Linked DNA regions of Homo sapiens: region 1 is linked to region 2. Evidence: read pairs that join two places in POLR2A ChIA-PET (ENCODE). Cell type or tissue: PC-9. All regions are shown on one strand.

Region 1 (5,000 bases), 180 kb before region 2:
TCAATATGGTGGTGAAATCAGACAACACCTTGTGTGCATGATCAAAATAAATATCACCAATGGATTTGTGTGTCTCTGCATGTGATACCCAGAAAAGAGCACATCAGTTACAGTGTTTTTCAGCCATGAATTCATAGCCTGAATCTAATCATGAGGAAATTTTAAACTCCAGATGGGGAACATCCTATTTTTTAAAACGTCGGGGAGCTGGGTTTTTTTTTTTTTTTTAATATTATAAAGACAAAGTCTGTGGAAACATTCCAGACTAAAGAAGACTTAAGAGATGTGGTAACTAAATGAACTACCTGATTTTAGACTGGATCTTGTATAGAGGGGAAAATACAATAAAGGATATTATTGGATCACTTGGCAAAATTGGCATGTGGATGGTGGTAAGTATTGCATTAATGTTTATTGAACTTGGTAACTGTCTTCAGGTTATGTAAGAGAATATTTTTATTCTTAGGAAATACATACCCAAGTTTTTATGGAGAATGGTCCATGATGTTTATAGCTTATGGTTTAGGAAACAAAGGTAATACATATATGGGGGTTTTTTGTTTTGTTTTGAGATGGGGTCTCGCTCTGTCGCCCAGGCTGGGGTGCGGTGGCATGATCTTGGCTCACTGCACCCTCTGCCTCCCGGGTTCAAGCGATTATCCTGCCTCAGCCTCCCGAGTAACTGGGATTACAGGCACATGCCACCATGCCCGGCTAGTTTTGTATTTTTAGTAGAGATGGAGTTTCACTATGTTGGTCAGGCTGATCTGGAACTCTTGACCCCAAGTGATCCACCCACCTAGCCTCCCAAAGTGCTGGGATTACAGGCATGAGCCACCACACCCGGCCATATGTGTTTTATATATACACACAGATACGTGTACATATAGAGGGAGGGAGGGACAGAGCATGCATATGTGCATGTGTGTAAATAAAGCCAACGGGTAAGATGTTAATAATAGGTTAATTTGGTGAAAGCTATGTGGATATTCTTGGTACTGTTTTTGTTCTTACAGCTTTTCTGTGAGTTTGGAATCATTTTCAAATGAAAAGTTTAAAAAAATTGTATGAACTTTGCATTATACTTCATAGTATGGCATTAAAAAAAATTGGAACTATCCTGTCTTCCAGAAAATTCCAGGCAAACCCTTGAGATAAAACTGCGGCTCCAAGAATATGTTCCGTGTATGTATCATGTGGCTTCCTTTTATCCCTAAGCCTCAGTTTGAGAAACATGTCTCTGGACCAGAGGTAGCTGTGGTTCAGATTTAGCCAACAGACATATTTTGTTTGGCCCTTTTGAGTGTTTTAAAAATAGGGAGATTTCACATAACAATGTGGATGTTTGGTTTCTATTGAAAAATAGGGTGATCTTGCCACTCTGGACTTGCATTCCATTCCAGATGGTCTGTATATGTGCTAAGTGGTGTGCCAGGTGCCCTCAGTCCCTACCTTACATGCAGCTTGTTTTAGTCATTTCTTTCCTGGCCTCTATAGACCTGTCTTTGCAACCTTTACCTAGCCCAAGAGGTGATGAAAGTGCCTGTCTTCTTTACACTATAACAATTTGAGAATTAAATTGCTAAATGGATGCCCTATCACCCTCTAACATTTTAGTGTTTATTTCCTGTAAGTAAGGCTTTCTCCTACACAACCATATTACAACCAACAGAATCAGGAAATGTTGATACATTACTAATTCTCAGACCCATTCTAGTTTCACTAATTGTCTCAATAATGTCTTTTATAGCAAAAAGATCTAGTTCACAATTACATGTTGAATTTAGTTTTCATGTCTCTTTAGTCTCTTTGATATGGAACAGTTCCTTAGTCTTCCTTGGGTTTTGTCACCTTGACACTTTGGAAAGTTGCCCTCCAGTTGTTTTGTAGACTGTCCCTAAATTTGATGTTTCATCCTGATTAGATTCAAATTATGCAATTTTGGGAGAAATGCCACAGAAGTGAAGCTGTGTTTGTCTCATTGCATCCTATTAGGTGGCACACAATTTTTATTTATCCCATTACTGATGATGTCCATTCTGATCACTTGGTGTCTGCTAGACTTGCCCACAATTTTACAATTTTAGTAATTGCAAAATTATTTTTCTTGTTTTACTTGTTTTAGCTGGTAGTTGATAGCTATTTTGTAAAATGTGCTTTGAAACTATGTAAATATTCAGTTCTTCATCAGACCTTCAGTTTATTGGTTTATATCTGTATGGACTCAGGTTTCTTATTTTTTTATTTTTATTTTATTTTGTATTTGAGACAGGGTCTCACTCTATTGCCCAGACTGGAGTGCAGTGGTGCGATCACGGCTCACCGCATCCTCCACCTCCCGGACTCAAGCGATTCTCCTGCCTCAGCCTCCTGAGTAGCTGGGTTTACAGGCACACGCCACTAACACTTGGCTAATTTTTGTATTTTTCGTAGGGATGGGGTTTCACCATGTTGGCCTGGCTGGTCTCAAACTCCTGACCTCAAATGACCTACCTCAGCCTCCCAAAGTGCTGGGATTACAGGTGTGAGCCACCGCGCCTGGCCAGGTTTCATATTTTTTTGATGGGTTATAGTCCATTACTATTTATTTTGATGCTTAAATTGACCCTGTTTTGGCAAGTAGATACCCCTCTAAACTGTCTTCTTTGTTCTTTTGCCACGTTCTCATCATTCTTTGAAGACTTTCTTGTTTTGTGACACAATAAGATGATCCAGGTTCATCTTGTGCCCTTTTTGCTCCAGCCCTAGAATCAGCCATTTTTGCCAAGGAGCCCTAGTTCTTTTATGGAGAAAGGTATTTAGAAACCAAGCTCTATGTGCTAGTTGTGTTCAGTGCTGCTGGAGTCCTCGTCACAGTAGTTAAAATTAAGGAATATATTTATGTACATATGTGTGTGGCAATATATAGATATAGTTACAGCTATATTTTTACAACAGCGTAGGGTTAATTTTTGTTTCCTCCTTTTACATATAGTTACTTCCCCAACAGAAACCTGGCTTCCATTATGCTTAATGTATTTATTTATTTGATGAGTCCTCCCCTACATAATCAATCTCCTGTCTCCACTGGTTTCTTTTTTTTTTTTTTTTATGTAGAAAAATTCTTCTTTTTTTTTTTTATTATACTTTAAGTTTTAGGGTACATGTGCACATTGTGCAGGTTAGTTACATATGTATACATGTGCCATGCTGGTGCGCTGCACCCACTAACTCGTCATCTAGCATTAGGTATATCTCCCAGTGCTATCCCTCCCCCCTCCCCCCTCCACTGGTTTCTGCTTCCTTGCTTGTTCAGGTTCTGATTGAACCTGTGCTGGGCTGCCCCCTCATCTTGTGCCGACATTCTCATCCCACCAGGGCTCCAGCATCCTATGCCAGGCTGCCTTTCTCATCCACCTGGTTGTTGATACCCTGCACTAAACTGACACCCCGTACTGTGCTGCTCCTCTGCCAGAATGACCTCCTTACACACTTGCCTTGCACTGGCTGCCTTGATAGCTTTAGGACTGAACTATGGGGGAAGGGGAGACACCTAATCATTTTTAGAGAAAACAGTAGCTTTAATGAAAAAGTGGAAAACTATAGCTTTTCCACCAAATATCACAAATATTTATTTTATATCACTTCCCAAATCTTGTTTACATGTCTATTGGTCTGCTAGAGCTACCATACAAAATTACCACAGACTGGGTGGTTTAAACAACATAAACATATTTTCTCACAGTTCTGGAAGCTAGAGGTCAGAAATCAATGTTTCATCAGGTTTGATTTCTTACAACACCTTCCTCCCTAGCTTGTAGGTTGCCATCTTCTGTGTCCTCATGTGGCCTTTTCTTTGTGTGTACATATCACTGGTGCCTGTGTGTCCAGATTTCCTCTTCTTATAAGGATACCAGTTGTATTGGATGAGGCCCCCCCACAGCCCACTGCCTGTCTCTACCAAAAGTACAAAAAATTAGCCAGGCATGGTGGTGCACTCCTGTGATACCAGGTATCAGGAGGCTGAGGTGGGGAGATTGCTTGAGCCTGGGAGGTGGAGGTTGCAGTGAGCTGAGATCGCACCACTGAGCTCCAACCTGGGTGACGGAGTGGTGACTGAAACTAATTATAGCTCCCAGAATGGAAATCTAATGATTTAACAAATATTTATTAAGTAAATGCTACATGCCAGGCATTGTTTTCATACTGGGAATATGTCAGTGAACAAAACAAAAATCCCTGCTCTCATGAAGCTTGTATTATCATGAGGGGAGATAGACAATAAAGAGTTTTAATTAAATTATTCACTGTTAGGAGGTCAGTGGCTTCTGTGTAAACAATTGATGTGTACATTGTCGGTTTTAAGCACATGATCCTTTTTTCTTAGATGGTGGTGATACAACCTGTGTGGGATATGGTTATGTCAGATTATACAGAAAAGTAATCTTGGGGATACAAAACAGGTAGTTACAACATTGATAGCTGTCCTAGGACTACTTTGTTATCATACATCTTAGTCACTGTATCTGATTTTGATAGGTTTTTGGTATATGTATATGTATGTATAAAATACACATATGCTTTTTGCAGGCTTCCATTCTCAGTTCCTTTTTTTTAAATCGTTTATATTTAAGGTATAAATATAATACTGTGTATACAAGTATAAATAATATACTATGCTACCTTTATGGTTGGACATATATTTTTATTTTTAGAATTTTTTTCTTATTAAATAATCTGGCTGTATTTCAATAAAATCTTTTTTTTCAGGTTAATTATTATAGGTCACTGTTTATCAATCTGGATTCAGGACCTACATCCAGTCACTAGAGAATTCTCAGGATGCTGGGGAGGTCTTAAAACAGCTGTTTGTGGGTGGTTGTGTTGGTAGAGGCAAAATGTGGGTTGTACCACCAGGATGAGGTCACCTCTTTGACCTTCTGGCCCTCTTTCTTTCCGGACTTTAACACCTACTTTGGTACTTAAAGCAATTTGGGCTATTTGCTGTGCTCTGAAGTGTT
Region 2 (5,000 bases):
ATAATTGACAGGGCATATTATAAAGATTAGATATTGAAAACCTCAATGCTACTCCCACCAGGCAAGCACTAGATGAACAGGTCAATAAAAAGAAGCATTAAAGTAAACTTGGCTTCTATTTCTTCTGACACAGTACAGTAAATGGGAATGAACCATGGCCTGTTTTCTGTAACGTATTCATTCATTCAACATTTATTACTGATCACTTGCTCTACACTAGAAATACACAATGAATAACATTGCCACAGTCTCAGCCACCATGGATATTAATGTTATAAACCAACAGCAGCTAATATCTATTTAACCCTTGTGAAGTGTCAGTATCATGTCAAACATTTCACATGCATTACTTCACTTAATTCTGACAGCAACCCTATGAAGATATTACTATTCCCATTTTTCAGAGGAAAACACTGGAGAGAGAATAACTTGCCTTTGATCAAATAGTGAAAAGCAAGTCAAGTTTTCAAACTCAGGCCTTTCTCAAGTCCAGAGCCCTGGCTTTTAAGTATTCCACAACTCACACCCCACCCTCCCAATCAACTATTGCTTAAAAACAACAGCCCATTTAAAGAGAAAGTTTGGTCAGTAAGATGTTGGCCTACATTTAGAAATACAACACACTCAAAACAGAGACTCAGAGGAGTCAGAGAGGCAAACAGGGGCTCTACTATCAAGATCAAAAGGCTAACAAGAATCATGGTTTGAACTGGATGGAGAATGTTAGATACTCCTTTATATCATTCTGTGAGCTCACCATATTTTCTCCTTGAAATGCAAAAATTTCTTCTTGAATGCAAAAATGTAAAAACTCTTTCTACCAAGGATCTCCAAAAATGGCTTGAAAGTAAATTCATGTTTCGACAGGACTAATGTGAGAGTATTTTTGAAGGGATTGTATTTGTTTGTCCAAGCATGCAGTGATTCAAAACTACAGCAAAGTTTTTGAACAGTATCATCTGAAAACAGGAATACCAACCATCTTAATTTTAAATTAATTCCGTATTTCCCTTTATAATATTGTAAAAGTTTATAGAATTGAAGTTACCTATAATCTCATTATCTCATCCCATTAATTGTTATAAATTGTAACTTTTCCTCCAATGTTTATTCAGGTTTAATAATTTAACAGTCACAGTGTAAAATCCTACGTTCTTTTTTTTTTTTTTTTTTTTTTTTTTGAGACGGAATCTCGCTCTGTTGCCCTGGCTGGAGTGCAGTGGTGCAATCTCGGCTCACTGCAACCTCTGCCTCTCAGGTTCAAGCCATTCTCCTGTCTCAGCCTCCTGAGTAGTTGGGACTACAGGTGCACGCCACCACGCCCAGCTAATTTTTGTATTTTTCATAGAGACTGGGTTTTGCCATGTTGGCCAGGCTGGTCTCGAACTCCTGACCTCAGGTGATCCACCAACCTTGGCCTCCCAAAGTGCTGGGATTACAGGCGTGAGCCACCACACCCGGCCCATTCTGTTTTTTTTCCTTTTTGAGCTAGGCTCTTGCTTTGTCACTCAGGCTGGAGTGCAGTGGCGTGATCCTGGCTCAGGAGCTATCCTGAAACCTCCCAGGCACAGCCATGTTCCCTCTGCCTAGAATGATCTTCTCCAGGTATCCACGTGGCTTATACCCTCACCTTCTTCAGGTCTTTACCCAACCCCATAAGTCACCTTTTCAGAGAGATCTTTCTGACCACCCTTTTAAAAACTGCATGTCCTCCCCCTTGCCCTACTAACAACTTACCCTCTTTATTTTTCTCCACAGCACTTATCACCACCTAACATACTATGTTTTACTTTGCTTACTGTGTCTCCCCCCACTATAATGGAAGCTCCACAAGCACAGGATTTTGGCACATCTTGTTCACTGCTCCTATATTCCAAGACTTAGAAAAGCAACCGGCAGAGTAAGCGCATTCAGTAAATATAGGCAGAATGTTCAAATAAACTAAAGAAGGCTATAGCTTCACAGTGTAGGTTTGAGTATCTCAGAAACAAAGTCTGATCAACTGGCATTTGATGGCAGGGCATCCACAATTCCCATAGCAATAAGAAAACAACTGAAAGCTGTTCTTATAAAAAGTGGACAGGCTGGGCGTAATGGCTCATGCCTGTGGTCCCACCACTTTGGGAGGCTGAGGTGGGAGAATCACTTGACTCAGGAGTTTGAGATCATCCTGGGCAACGTAGTGAGACCTTGTTTCTACAAAATATCAAAAAATTAGCCAGGTACAGTGGTGCACACCTGTGGTCCCAGCTACTTAGGAGGCTGAGGTGGGAAGATGACTTGAGCCCAGGCGGTCGAGGCTGTAGTGAGCTGTGATCACGCCACTGTACTCCAGCCTGGGCGACAGAGACTCTGTCTCAAAATAAAATTAAAAATAAGTGGCCCATAGATCAAGAAAAATCACATACTTTACTTTTTAATACTGAATCTCTTAGCTGCTTAAATAAGCCCCACCTCCAAAATTAATTACGAGCCATTCAACCTTAACCACGTTTAGTAATTAAGTTCTTCCTAGTTTATTTCAATTGCTCCAAATTTTTAAAGAGAAAAGTAAACATGATTTTCCCTCTAAAAGTTGGTTGTAACATTTTCCTTTTCTTCTACCTCTTAGGTTTGGGGAAGAGGGTGGAGAGAAAAGAGGATCCCCATAATTTTAATTTTTAAATGATAGAAATGTATGAACTTTTCCACTGTGATTTAGGACTGGAGACCAGTTTCAATCTGCAGTGACTCAATTCATTTGGCTTTTTGTTTTGTTTTGTTTATAGATAGATCTTACACTGTCACCCACGCTGGAGTGCAACGCATTGATCACAGCTCACTGCAGCCTCAATCTCCTAGGCTCAAGTGATCCTTCCGCGTCAGCCTCCTGAGTAGCTAGGACTACAAGTACGCTTCACCATACCCAGCTAATTTTTCTTATTTTTTTTTTAGAGACGGGGTCTCACTTTGCTGCCCAGGCTGGTCTCAAACTCCTGGCCTCAAGCAATTCTCCTGCCCTGGCCTCCGGAAACACTGGGATTACCAGTGTGAGCCACCGCACCTGACCTCTATTTATTTCTAACGGTAAGCTAGACATCACCACCTACCTCCATGTCCTTCTGACACCTCACACTCATCATGTCCAAAATTCACTCCTAAGCCCATTCAGGAACACCCTGTCACTGTGAAAAGCACCAATTCACCAATCATGCTGAAGCCCTCCCTCCTCATCCCCAACATCTGTCTCATCTGAAAGGACAAACTACCACAACTCTGCATCAAGTTGCTCTGCAACTTCCTACTAGTGCCTCACAAAATTAAGTCCTTACATACTAGGCCCTTCATGATTTACCTCCATCCTCCACAGTCAAACTTACCTACCCAATGCTTCTCCTCCAGACCCCCTCCCTTCCTTCACTCTCACAGTTCCCTTTACCTAGAATACCATTCTGCCATCTTAATTGGGAGAGGAATTCCTAGATCACACAGTAAAATTACGTTTCCTTTTTTAACAAACTGCCAAACTGTTTTCCAAAGTGGCTGCGTCATTTTACCATTTCCACCACAAATGTAACATGTTTCGTTTCTCTACATCCTCACCAATACTTGTTATCATCTGTCTTTTTGATTCTAGGCATTCTGGTGGATACTAAATGGTACCTCATTGTGGTTGTGATTTGCTCTAATAACTGAAAATGTTAAACATCTTCATGTGCTTATTGGCCTCAATTTATTTTTGACGCAATTCAGAGAAAGGTAAGGAAGATGCCTTTCAACCAATGGAAAATGCCATCCCACCAACTGCTTGCTGTCAAGCTGACTTACAAATCTCTACCTGTGCAATTGTTACAGAACCACCTTTTCCATATTATGTTATTTAGTGCATGGCAAATTATTCACTTTACTTACTACTACAAATTACAAACATCTTCATCGTATGTTTCCAGGAAAGGAAAAAGCTGAAGTACTCCTAATTACCAAAGTCAGAGCACCTAGTTGGGAGGGCACCTGTCACAATCACTCAGAAATTTACAATTCATATAAAGCCTACACAGTATCACTTCTTTTCAACATAGTTTAAGAAATCTTTAAGTAACTAAGAAGTTCAAATTCTCAAGAGAAACACGATTCACGAGGAGAGGTACTAGAAATCTGAAAGCCCTATCTATATCAAACTCATCGCAAGGTAATCTCTGCTGAGCGCCCATTTTATTACAATATGCCAGTTTTTAGTCGAAAAATTTACTTTTTTCTTACTAAGCAACAAAACCTAGATTATGCTGAAGATATATTAAAAGAACATAAACCAAGTGTGGTGGTACACATCTGTAACCCCAGCCACTCAGGGGGCTGAGGTGACAGGACTGCCTGAGCCGGGGAGTTCGAGATCAGGCTGTGCAACACAGCAAGAACCTGTCTCAAAAAATATTTTAAAAAAATAAATAAAAGAACATCTACTACCACCAACAGAATAAACTGTGATATATTTATAAAATGAAATCCCACAGAAGAATAAGAGGATAAAAGGAATTAACTACTGATACGTACAACACGGACTAACCTCAAAAATATTTTTTGAGCAGCCAGACACGGCGGCTCACATCTGTAATTCCAACATTTTCAGAGGCAAAAGCAGGACGATTACTTGAGCTCAGGAGTGAGTCTACAGTGAACTGTGACTGTGCCATTGCACTCCAGCCTGGGTCAGAGCTGGTTCCATTTACATGAAGTTCAAAAAAAGGCAAAACTATCTATTTATGATGATAAAAGTCAGAATAAGAAGGTGGCAGGGATTGACAGAGGGTACAAGGGAACTTCCTGGGATGATGTAACATCTTGCATATTGAGGGAGGTGTGGTTATACAGTACATGGGTTTGTCCAAACTCATCAAACTGTAACATTTAATATCCATACACTGGAGAATACATTTCATAGAAGCAGATGATAGAAATGGCCATTTTCTCACATAATCTGTAAAAGAAGTGCAACACTGCTGACTATTCCTTCCTTACAAGTC

Evidence for each region. ChIA-PET counts read pairs that join two places held together with the same protein. Peaks named below come from ENCODE experiments on the same cell type or tissue, not always from the same donor. Only the 100,000 strongest peaks of a DNase experiment are listed, where the experiment ranks them.
Region 1: POLR2A ChIA-PET joins it to region 2 with 6 read pairs; 5 of 35 experiments call an interaction of 5 or more read pairs at or near these places.

Annotation. Positions count from the first base shown.
Region 1 is chr2:42,179,052-42,184,051 of GRCh38, forward strand. All of the region lies in intron 1 of EML4 (EMAP like 4), which reads left to right. Among named protein-coding and RNA genes, the nearest start is that of EML4-AS1, 11 kb to the left of the region's middle. In PC-9, no CTCF peak of the experiment used is centred here; no DNase peak of the experiment used is centred here; H3K27ac peaks cover 600 bases.
Region 2 is chr2:42,354,563-42,359,562 of GRCh38, forward strand. All of the region lies in intron 1 of COX7A2L (cytochrome c oxidase subunit 7A2 like), which reads right to left. Among named protein-coding and RNA genes, the nearest start is that of COX7A2L, 4.2 kb to the right of the region's middle. In PC-9, no CTCF peak of the experiment used is centred here; no DNase peak of the experiment used is centred here; H3K4me3 peaks cover 1,018 bases; H3K27ac peaks cover 968 bases.